Linked DNA regions of Homo sapiens: region 2 is linked to region 1. A link is a loop called in an ENCODE intact Hi-C map of the cell type or tissue named here. Cell type or tissue: endothelial cell of umbilical vein. All regions are shown on one strand. Each heading gives the region's core, and the rest is flanking DNA. Links, peaks and the distances in the headings are about the cores only.

Region 1 (5,296 bases), core at 1,645-4,144:
AAAGTATTTTTAATTGAGGTATGTACATTTTTAGACATAATGCTCTTGCACACTTACTAGACTACAGCATACTGTCAACATAACTTTTATAGGCACTGGGAACCAAAAATTTGTATGATTCACTTTGTTGCAATACTTGCCTTACTGCGGCAGTCTGGAACCAAACCCACAATATCTCCAAGGTCCACCTGCAAATGCAGGCAGTGGGCCAGGTATACATGCATACATATGCCTTATGTGAGGGGTGGGCACTGAGGTTAACTAGAAAGCATGAGCCTATTTTTGCCTTGTGGTAATAAGGGCCTCATATTGCCAAATTTTTCCATTTTTTTCAAAAGAAGTAGGAAAGGAAATGCAGGCTTTTAAAATGTGAAATCCCAATTTTCAATTGTTGGTTCAAAAAAAACTTAAATCTCAACTAGCCAAATAAAATGCATCTGGGGTCCACACCCAGCTACCCTATAGGATACTAATTTAAAATATCTGGACTATAGTCTATATTGATGAGAGAAGTGGGGTGAAACTTGGCATTCCCTTGCCATTAACTTCTAGCCTCCCAGTAGTCCAGGCTGCCTTGAATAAACACCAGACCATCATACAAAACAGAGTTTTTATCTTATTTATTTATTTATGAGTTGGGTGTCTTGCTGCATTACTCAGGATGGAGTGCAGTGGCACAATCATAGTTCACTGAGGCCACGAACTGCTGTGCTCAAGTGATCCTCTCACCTCAGCCTCCTGAGTAGCTGGGACTACAGGTGTATGCCACCACATAAGGCTAATTTTAATTTGTTTTTGAGAGACAGAGTCTTGCTATGTTGCCCAGGCTGGTCTTAAACTCCTGGCCTCAAGCAATCTTTCCACCTTGGCCTCTGAAAGTACTAGGATTATAGAAGTGAGCCGCTATGCTTGACCAAAACACAGTTTTTAAATCAATTTATGTCTTTACTGAAATCTCTTAAAGATGCCAAAGGGTGGGGTTTGGGTTCCATTCATAACACCAACATTTCTGAAGAATCCTCTTCTCTTGTCTCTTTCTCAAGTCCTCCTCATGACATCTGTGTTAGTCCGTTCTCACACTGCTATGAAGGACTGCCTGAGACTGGGTAATTTATAAAAGAAAGAGGTTTTAATTGACTCACAGTTCCACAGGGGTGGGAAGGCCTCAGGCGGAAGGGGAAGCAACCACATCCTTCTTCACATAGCGGCAGGAAGGAGAAGTGCCAAGCAAAGGGGAAAAGCCTTTCATAAACCCATCAGGTCTCATGAGAACTCAAGAAGAGCATGGGGATATGTGGAGGAAAAGTTAAATCTTAAATTTGAACTCAATTGAATGTGGACACAAACAATGGTCACCAAGTCCCAGAACAGGTTGCATGAGCCCCTTGAGGCGTTCATCCAGACGGTTTTGGAGAAATCTGTTCCTGTATGTTAGTTATTGAAAAACAACAAACAATCATAAAAACAAGTTGACCTTTTTGTGTTCCTTGAGTCCAGTCATGAAGGGCCCTCGTGACTGGGCCTCATGCCAAATAAGTCGTTACAAAAAGAACTAGGGTCCCATACCACGCCAAAGCTTCATGAGACCTCTCCTCATCTGTGCATGGATGAGCGGTCAACTCTGGAGCCCAGGCTGTTGCTTCCCTGTCTGGTGATGAATCCTCTATAGTCTGGTAAGTGTAGTGGCCGACTCTGGAGCCCAGGCTGTTGCTTCTGGTCTGGTGATGAATCCTCCATCGTCTGGTGAGTGTGTGTGTATATATATATAGTCTATATTGATGGGAGAAGTGGGGTGAAAGTTGGCATGCCCTTGCCATTAACTTCTAGCCTCCCAGTAGTCCAGGCTATATATATATATCTTCTCCCTTTTCCCCTTCCCATTGCAATTTGCTTGTATCATTTGCTTATTATATCTGCATTGCCATTTACATGGGATAAAGGTTGTTTACCCTTGAAGGTATTGCATGTGTGTCTTTTCTTTTCCCTTTGTGCATCTCCCTCATAGAAAAGAGTAACCGCCCCCATGATTCAATTGCCTACCACTGGGTCCCTCCCACAACACGTGGGGATTATAGGAACTACAATTCAAGATGAGATTTGGGTGGGGACACAGCCAAACCATATCAACAGCCCAGCAGCTACTTCAGTCCTCCTTAATTTATCTCTTGAATTCTCCCAAACCCAGCTCATCCCTGGCTTGTTTCTCTTATTCTTTCTCTCGCCTTCTGATCCATTCTGCTTTCGTTAGTATGTAACTCCCTGCCTTCTCTTAGGTAGACCCATCAACCCATCCTACCCATGGTACTGCACAATTCAGAATCCTTTCCCAAATTTTCCCTTATTATGCACAAGAAATACTCCAGGGCCAGGTGCAATGGCTCACGCCTGTAATCCCAGAACTTTGGAAGGCTGAGGCAGGAGGATCGCTTGAGCCCAAGAGTTCAAGGCTGTAGTTAGTGATGTTGGTGCCACTGCACTCCAGCCTAGGCAACACAACAAGACACTATCTCAATTAAAAGAAAAAAAAAGAAAAAAGAAAAAGAAATACTCCAGAACTTGGCTAGTGAAGACTAATTCCTCCTTCACAGGAAGGAAGTGGGGGCAGGGGAAAATGATGCTGTAAATACTCTAAAATATGTATTTTTTCCTGTCCCATCAGCTATGCCATCTGGGATGGGGTGACGCCTGGATGAGATGTCATTTTAAAGGACATTTCTGGGACATGCTGGCATCAAGGCAAGTTTTCAGGTGGCTGCCATTTCCTTGTCATTTACCTTCTATGGACAGGACAGAGTCTCCACCCAAACCACCACCCTCCCACAAAAGCGGGAAGGAGAAGCCAGAAGGGAGAGAAATCAGACTTTTCCTGATTTGTCTAATAATAGAAAGTTGGCAGAGCACGTCACAGAATAGAAAGTATTTGATAAAAACAGCATCTGTTCAGCTTGGGACTCGAGCCGGAGCTGCATGGAAATTTAATTTATTCCTTCCTCGAGTATTCCCATTAGAGTATCACAATTCTGTCTTTCTCATTAATGAGAGAAGTTGAAAACGTTGCTTCCTGTGACCAAAATGGCTTTCTTTCCCACGGGCTGATGGCAGAGGAGGCGACAGCGCAGCTGAGCGAGCGGCCAGCAGGGGGCGCGGCCCTGCCGTCCTCACACCCACCCCGGACACGGAGACGCGGGGCGAGCGGGGCGCCCCTTACACAGCCTGCGAGGGGAGACCCAGGAGGTTTTCCAAACAAGAGGCTTTGCTGACTCTAGGGGCCTAAGAATAACCACTGTGTAGTATCCTGACTGCCGGCGGCCTCAGTAAAAGTGGTAGACAGAGGCTTCCCTGTCGCTCAAGGAGCTCCCAGGGCTTTCTAGGCTTCCCGTTCTCCTCCTGTTTCCCAGGACCCACCAGAGTGCCCCCTGCAGGTCAGGACGGGAACCGACACCTGGCCTTTGTCAAAACGCATTCCAGCGCCCAGTGAATTACTGTCCTCACGCCTGTCACCTCTCCATCTCCGGCTCCTCGCTGCTCTGGCTCCTTAAAGTCCTGCTCTGGGCAAAGTGGCCTTAACAGGAAATCAAAGCTGAGTCAAACTAATAATAGTTTGGCTATTGATCAGGCAGCCCCTTTAAATCACCCGGTGTTTTGTTTAATTGCAGAAAAATACACATAACATAAAATTTTCCATTTTAAATGTACAGTTAGTTTAGTGGTGTTAAGTGCATTCACATTCTTGTGCAACCATCCCCACCATCCATTTCCGGGGCTCTTTTCATCCTCCCAGGCTTAAACTCCACACTCATTAGACAAAAACTCCCCATTCCTCTTCCCCCAGACCTGGAAGCCACCATTCTGCTTTCTGCCTCTGAATTTGACTACTCTATGTACCTCTTATAAATGGGATCATATTGTATTTGTCCTTCTGTGGCTGGCTTGGTTCACTTAGCATAGTGTCCTCAAGGTTTACCCATGTTGTAGTGTGTGTCAGAATTGCCTTCCTTTTAGGGGTGAATAATATTCCACTGTATGTATATACCACATTTTATTTGTCCATTCATCTGTCAATGGCCACCAGGATTGCTTTCACCTTTTTGGCCATTGTGAATAATGTTGCAATGAGCATGGGTGTCCTTTTCGAGATTGTTTTGACCTGTTGGTATTTTAACAGGACTCTTTAGGAAGGTAATCCCAATGGAATAGTTCAAGGTCCGAAGAAAGCTGATGGGAACTATTTTAGGAAGAAACAGATTTAATGTCCCTTGCACCAAACCATATCACCTACATAGGGGGCTGCCCTAGGATATATGTTCTGATATCATGCATTTTGTATTTCCTCACTGAAAAGGATAAGAAGTTGTGCCCAGTGGAGGGAAAATGTTTCTGACTCAAACAACTTCCAAGCCACTTGGCTCTCGGAATCTTTGATAGCCGTAGATTGTTAGGCAGTGACAGTGGGAAGCCAGAGAGTGATGCAGACACGAGCAGGCTTTGGTGTCAGACCCGGCGAACATTTCTCCTGACATGAGCTTCAAATATCTTCATGAGCGGATTCTTTGGGGGTCCTTGCTGATTCAGCTTCTATCCGCCCCTCTATGCTTTCCTGTGCCTTCAGCTCTTAGTTTTTCCCCCATCAGCATTGCAATATGCTCAAGAAGTTAACAAAACAAATTAACACAGAGAAAGCACAACCCTCCCTTAAGCCCTGCCTCCCTTCAGTTCCCATCCTTCCTGTCTCTCTCCTGCTGTGGCCTGTAGCCTGTCTTCTTGAAGGAATCATTTTCACTTGCCACTTCCATATCCCCACTCCCATTCACTCTTGAACCCGGTGCTCTCCTGGCACTGGATTCTGAGGGTTTCTGATGTGACATCTTGGTTCAAGCTTCTGATGGGAAGTCAGCCCCCTGTTCAAGTCAAAAGCCCTGCATCCTGAGAAGTCCTGGCACCTTGCTTCAGAGACAGTTCCTAGAATACCAGAAGATATATATATATATGTGTATATATATGTGTATATATATACACACACACACATATATATGTATACATATATGTGTATACATATATGTGTATACATATATACACATATATATGTGTGTGTGTGTATATATATATATACACATAAATATATACATATATATATACACACACACACACATATATATACTTCCTCATCAAAAGAAGGCCTAACAAGAACTTTTGTAAATCATCTTTCCTGGCAATGGAGTATAGAGGTTAGGGGACCAACTGTATCATCATCCACAGCTTGATATGACCCCCAGCTCTGCCAGTTGCTAGCTGGGTG
Region 2 (5,296 bases), core at 1,409-3,908, 57 kb before region 1:
ATGGGTTCACATCAAATAAGATTTGTTTTCTTTCAGTGTCACTTTCCATTTATAGACAGCCTTCTCTTGGGAGGCTCCATCCTCCTTCCTCTGTCTCGTTTTCTTCCCTGGGTATTTGGGGATAAACTCTTGGTGGCTGTTTTGAGCCCTGTGGTCGGCAGCCCAGCCAGTCATTCATGCAGAGCGTCTCCAGAAAGCCAGCGGTTACCTTTACAGGAGTTTATGCTCATTTCTGTGGCCTCTGAGACCTCTGTGGAGCTGTGCCCACATATCGAGTGTGAATTGTTAAAAAGACACATCCGACCTGAGCCAGCAGGGTCCTCCTCCACCAGCTCAACCTGGCGAGGATGACGAGGGGGATAATTACAACAGTCACGGCAGCCGGTAGTTGCGGCACCCTCCTCTAAGTGCCTTACAAAAATGGACTCACTTATTCCTATGAGGTAGGTGCTGTTCTGATTCCTTCAGGCAGAAGAGGAAAGGAGCACATAGAAGTGAAGGCTGTGGTCCACCAGATGCTACATGGGGTCCAGCCCTGCTGACCTCTCCAGCCCGGCCTCCCAGTCTCCCCTTCTAGCTTTGTGCATTCGCCATACCAGCCTTGATTTGGCCCCTGGGATACGTCACGTGCCTTCCTGCCACAGTTCCTTTGCACACACTCTCCTCACTGCCTGGACCACTGTTCACTGCCCCCTACAGCGAATTAACCCTGACCCATCTTTCAGATCTCAGCTGTGACTTCTTCAGGGATGTCCTCCTCTACCCCTCAGCTCTCATTGTGCTGCCTGCCTGTCTTCTACGACACCGGTTGGGGCTTAAATTCTACTTTTATTTTTGTATTTTCTGATTAAGTCAGGCTCTCCCTCCAGACCATGAGGGCAGAGGCTTGAAAGTTCCACCTTGGGCCTGGTGCCGTGGCTCACGCCTGTAATCTCAGCACTTTGGGAGGCTGAGGTGGGTGGATCACAAGTTCAAAAGATCAAGACCAGCCTGGCCAACATGGTGAAACCTCATCTCTACTAAAAATACAAAAATTAGCTGGGCGTGGTGGCGTGCACCTGTAGTCCCGGCTACTCGGGAGGCTGAGGCTGGATAATTGCTTGAACCTGGGAGGCAGAGGTTGCAGTGAGCCAAGATCATGCCACTGCACTCTAGCCTGGCAACAGAGCGAGACTCTGTCTCAAAAAAGAAAAGTTCCACCTTGTATGTAATTCTAACATCTCATTTACCATGCTGGACTGACATGATCTGTTTATTCATCTATCTCATCTTTTGGTCTGTGAATTTCCTGAGGGCAGCATCCAGGTCTTTTTCTAACACAGTGCTCAGCTCAATAAATATCTGGAGAGTTAAAATGCATTTAAGTGAACAGCATAATTTGGGAAAGGGCACATGAAATTTGGGGACTTTTGATGCAGCAAGCTCACAAAATACAATCCTTTTGTACCACCTTCTTGGAACTCAATGATTTTAGAGAGAACGTTAGCTTTAAGAAGGCAAGTTCACTTATAATGAACTGCTCGATAGTTCATTGAACTTTGGATAGTAGAAAGATTCTTACTTTTCCCAAAGAAATATCAAGCTGTGGTTATAAAGCCAAGATAAGTGAGGAAGAAAGGATGTCTGCCCCTTCGAGGTTCATCTGAAGTTTTAGCAAAAGTGGGGCATAAATAACTAGTGGAATCTTGGACATTGTGTTGCGATTTGATACCTTCCAGCCCTTGGCCTTGTGTCCTTTCCTTATCTGTCTTGGATGACATTGCCTGGCTCTTCCACCAGGGCTGCCATCTGCTGTCTTCGACTCCATGAATGTTGTGGCCTCGTTGGAAGGAAACACTCCCTCTTTAGGGTTGGCTCCTTCCAGGGGCCAATCTCCCTTTGCCTGGCGAGTGGGCCCCAGGCATTCACACGGGACTGAGAGAGAGAAAGAGGGAGAAGGGGCTTCTCTTCTACCTGCAGGAGGAGCAGGCAGGGGAGAGCAGAGGGCTGCAGGCCTGTGGCTCACCCAGCAGGGTTGATGAAGATAGAGCCAGGTAACCGCAGGCTCCCACATCCAAACAGGGCCGGGCCTCAGCTCTGGCCCACCCCAGCTCCAAGGAAAACAGTCAGTTCTTTGGAAAAACTGTTTTCGTTTATGCTGCTTCCTCCTTCCTATCATAACAGATTACAAGCATGTTCCCTGGAGGACCGAATGGTGCCTTTCAAGAAGTTAGGAAGGAGCCATTGCTGAGTTGAGAGGATTAACTTGGTTCAACGTGGTAATAGCAGCACAGGATAGATTAACTGGGAATTTGAAAGAACATGATGGAGGCTTCGGTAACCCTTTATGACGCTTGTAAAATTCCAAGCATTTTGCAATATTAACACTGCCTAGGTATCACACATAATAAGTGAAGCGGCCCTTCCCTCATCTCGTCCACCATTGAGACCTGCTCCCAGCACACTCCCCACCACACCATAGGTACTCAGCAAATAGTTGTTAAATGAATACAAGAACTATGAGGCTGACCTAAGGTTCTGACAGCTTTCCAGAGTGGACAGAAAACGTCAATCTCAGCCATACTTTGCTCACAGGCATTGGGTAATGACACATAGACCTGCTTGCTGTTCTCCTTTGGCTTCTAGATCTAGTTCTTGCTTATCCAAAATTACTAATTCCCGACAGTTAACAAACGTAACTGCAATCCCAATAGCTTAACTCAGATCTAAGAAGGGTGTTTTTAAAAACTAGTCATCAAGAAATCCTTCTTACAGAGGAGGCAGAGCCCAGAGTAACTTGAAAATATTGCACAAATATTGAGAAAGAACATCTTGGGGTTTCAGTGGCCACAGCAGAAGAAGCTGAAGGATGTGCTGATATTGGAACGGGAGAGCCAGAGCAGCTTTCCAAACACTGAAAACCCGACTTATCCTGTGGGCGGGAGCCAGGCTGGTGCAGGGGAGCCCGCAGCCAGAAGAGGGCGCTCCGAGCTCAGTGTGCTGGCCGCGCTGGTGAGATCAGAGGACCCTTGCAAAGAGACTGTTTACACTTCAGCTTTGTTTTTCCTGAGTGTTTTTGCGTTCTCTGCAAGAGTGAGGGAGGGTTTTCCTCACTCTGTGCCAAAGAATGATCTGAAAATATAATTAAACTGATGACTTCACATATTAAATACCAAGTCCTAGGAATATAATTGTTTTTAAAATTTCTAATGGACTTAAGTCTTTGATCTCCCTGAAATCTGTGAACAAATTTCCCACATCATAACTCTTTTAACACATCTAAATGTGCCCTCAGGAACCAGTATCTTCTTCCAATATTGACTCTAGCCATAGAAAATGGATGGTTAAACCGAGAAGAGCAGACTGTTACCTCTCTGAGAGTTATTTCTACCTGGTCCATCTTATCAGGTTAATAAGTGTTACTATGTATAAATATAGTAACCCACAATATCTTGATTAAAAAAAAAGCTGTTATTCAGTTGGGATACTTTAAAGCCTTGTTTTCCATTTACATGCCTCCTTGGAAATCTATCTTCTTCCCCACATTTTTCATTCCCAGTCCATAAGGGAAGAGCAGACCAATCCAAGAAGCCCTTCAAGGAAAACAGCATACTTATGTGTAGACCCCGTGACTGACAACTCCAGCATTAAGAATTTGTCCTATAGAAGGACTCACACAAGTGCCCAAACATCAATGCATGAAATTCACTGCAGTGCTGTTTGTAATAGTGAAAATTTGGAAACAATGTTGCTTCAGAATGGAGTGATAAAATAAGTTATGGGTCTAAGCAAATAGCAGGCAGCCATAAGAAAAAGAGCACTAGACACACATGTACACATATGAGTGGGGAAAAGGAAGCCTCAGGACAATATATCCAGAATTATCCCATGGCTTAATTTAAAAATCATATATCTATGTGTAGACACATAGATAGAAAACTGAAAAAATGATTACCCCTGGGGAGTGGGATGGGGTGGCTGAGGAGGAACTCACATTTTATTTTGTTACTGCAGGTATTTTTTTTTATTTTTATTTTTATCTTTTTTGGGACAGAGTTTCGCTTTTGTTGCCCAGGCTGGAGTGCAATGGCGAGATCTTGGCTCACTGCAACCTCCACCTCCCAGGTTCAAGCGATTCTCCTGCCTCAGCCTCCTGAGTAGCTGGGATTATAGGCATGTGCCACCACGCCCAGCTAATTTTGTATTTTTAGTAGAGATGGGGTTTCACCATATTGGCCAGGCTGGTCTTGAACTCCTGACCTCAGGTGATCCACCTGTCTCAGCCTCCCAAAGTGTTGGGATTACAGGTGTGAGCCACCGCACCCAGGCCTACTGCAGGTATTTTCTAATGTAAAGGAAAAAACAACAACTTTTCAAGAGGGCAAGGATGCTGTCCACTGAATCTTTCCCTTCAGCCCCCAAACTTGCTAAGTTCTCTCTCCCTGGAGAATCTTGCCCATCCACCTGCTCCCGCCCCGTTCTCTGCTTCTCTGCACAGCCCAGCTTTCTGAAGGATGTCAGCACCCCCCCAACACCTCTCAGGCATCCCCAGCCCTCTGCAGTACCCCATCTAGCCCACCCCTCCACCAAAACAACCTTGGAAAAGCTTGTCCATGGTCTCCTCCCACACCTGATTGCGGTGGCCTGAGGCCGTGTGGTCAGCTGTGAATGTTGTTCTTTTTTGACTTGACTTTTACTGATTCAGAGATTCCTGCTATCTGGGTTCCCTTTAACCCCCAGGAGACCTGGTCCACCACACTCGCCATGCTGCTGGCTGCTGGCTGCGGCTGCGGCCGAGTGTCTGCCCAAGACTGGGTCTCTACCACATTCTCTGCTGGACTCTCAGCCCAGTGGGCAGCGGAACTTTCCAACCCACTCTGGACAATTCTTGCCCCTCTGGTTTCAATAATAACGCTGGTGTCTGGGTCTTCTTTCTCCTTCTCTTGCTTAGTATCTTGCCCTGGCTTCTCTGCCTTTCACCACCTTTTGGAGTGTGGTGTCCTCAGGGGCCTGTCCTAGGTGGTTCTGTCTTAAATGCATATATGCTCTCTGGGAGTGCTGGTCTGCCTCACATTCTACCCAGGACTCCCAAATCCTGCCCTGTGCCTCCACCCTGGTCTTTGCATTCAAAGCTCCCATCACCTCCAAGAAATCTTCCAGGACATTCTGCAGATAACAGCCCACGGTGGACGTCTTGCATTCTCCTTCTTCCATTGCCTTTGCTTAATTAATGACAGTGCAGTGGTTACAAAATAGCCCAAGCCACTTAATATGCCCTAGTCATATTCCCTTTCCCTCACTCCCACAGGCATCTCCA

Evidence for each region. Hi-C counts contacts between places; a loop is a spot of excess contacts. Peaks named below come from ENCODE experiments on the same cell type or tissue, not always from the same donor. Only the 100,000 strongest peaks of a DNase experiment are listed, where the experiment ranks them.
Region 2: a loop joins it to region 1, with 6 times the contacts of the local background. A loop is called at or near these places in 10 of 110 quality-filtered maps.

Annotation. Positions count from the first base shown.
Region 1 is chr5:142,710,142-142,715,437 of GRCh38, forward strand. No RefSeq gene overlaps it. Among named protein-coding and RNA genes, the nearest start is that of FGF1, 27 kb to the left of the region's middle. RefSeq lists a silencer at 3,061-3,260. In endothelial cell of umbilical vein, for the core only: CTCF peaks have their summits at 3,155 (motif pointing right) and 3,359; a DNase peak (open chromatin) is centred at 3,320; H3K4me3 peaks cover 559 bases; H3K27ac peaks cover 796 bases.
Region 2 is chr5:142,652,909-142,658,204 of GRCh38, forward strand. All of the region lies in intron 1 of FGF1 (fibroblast growth factor 1), which reads right to left. Among named protein-coding and RNA genes, the nearest start is that of FGF1, 31 kb to the right of the region's middle. RefSeq lists an enhancer at 2,836-3,130 and a silencer at 2,999-3,048. In endothelial cell of umbilical vein, for the core only: a CTCF peak has its summit at 2,946 (motif pointing right); a DNase peak (open chromatin) is centred at 2,973.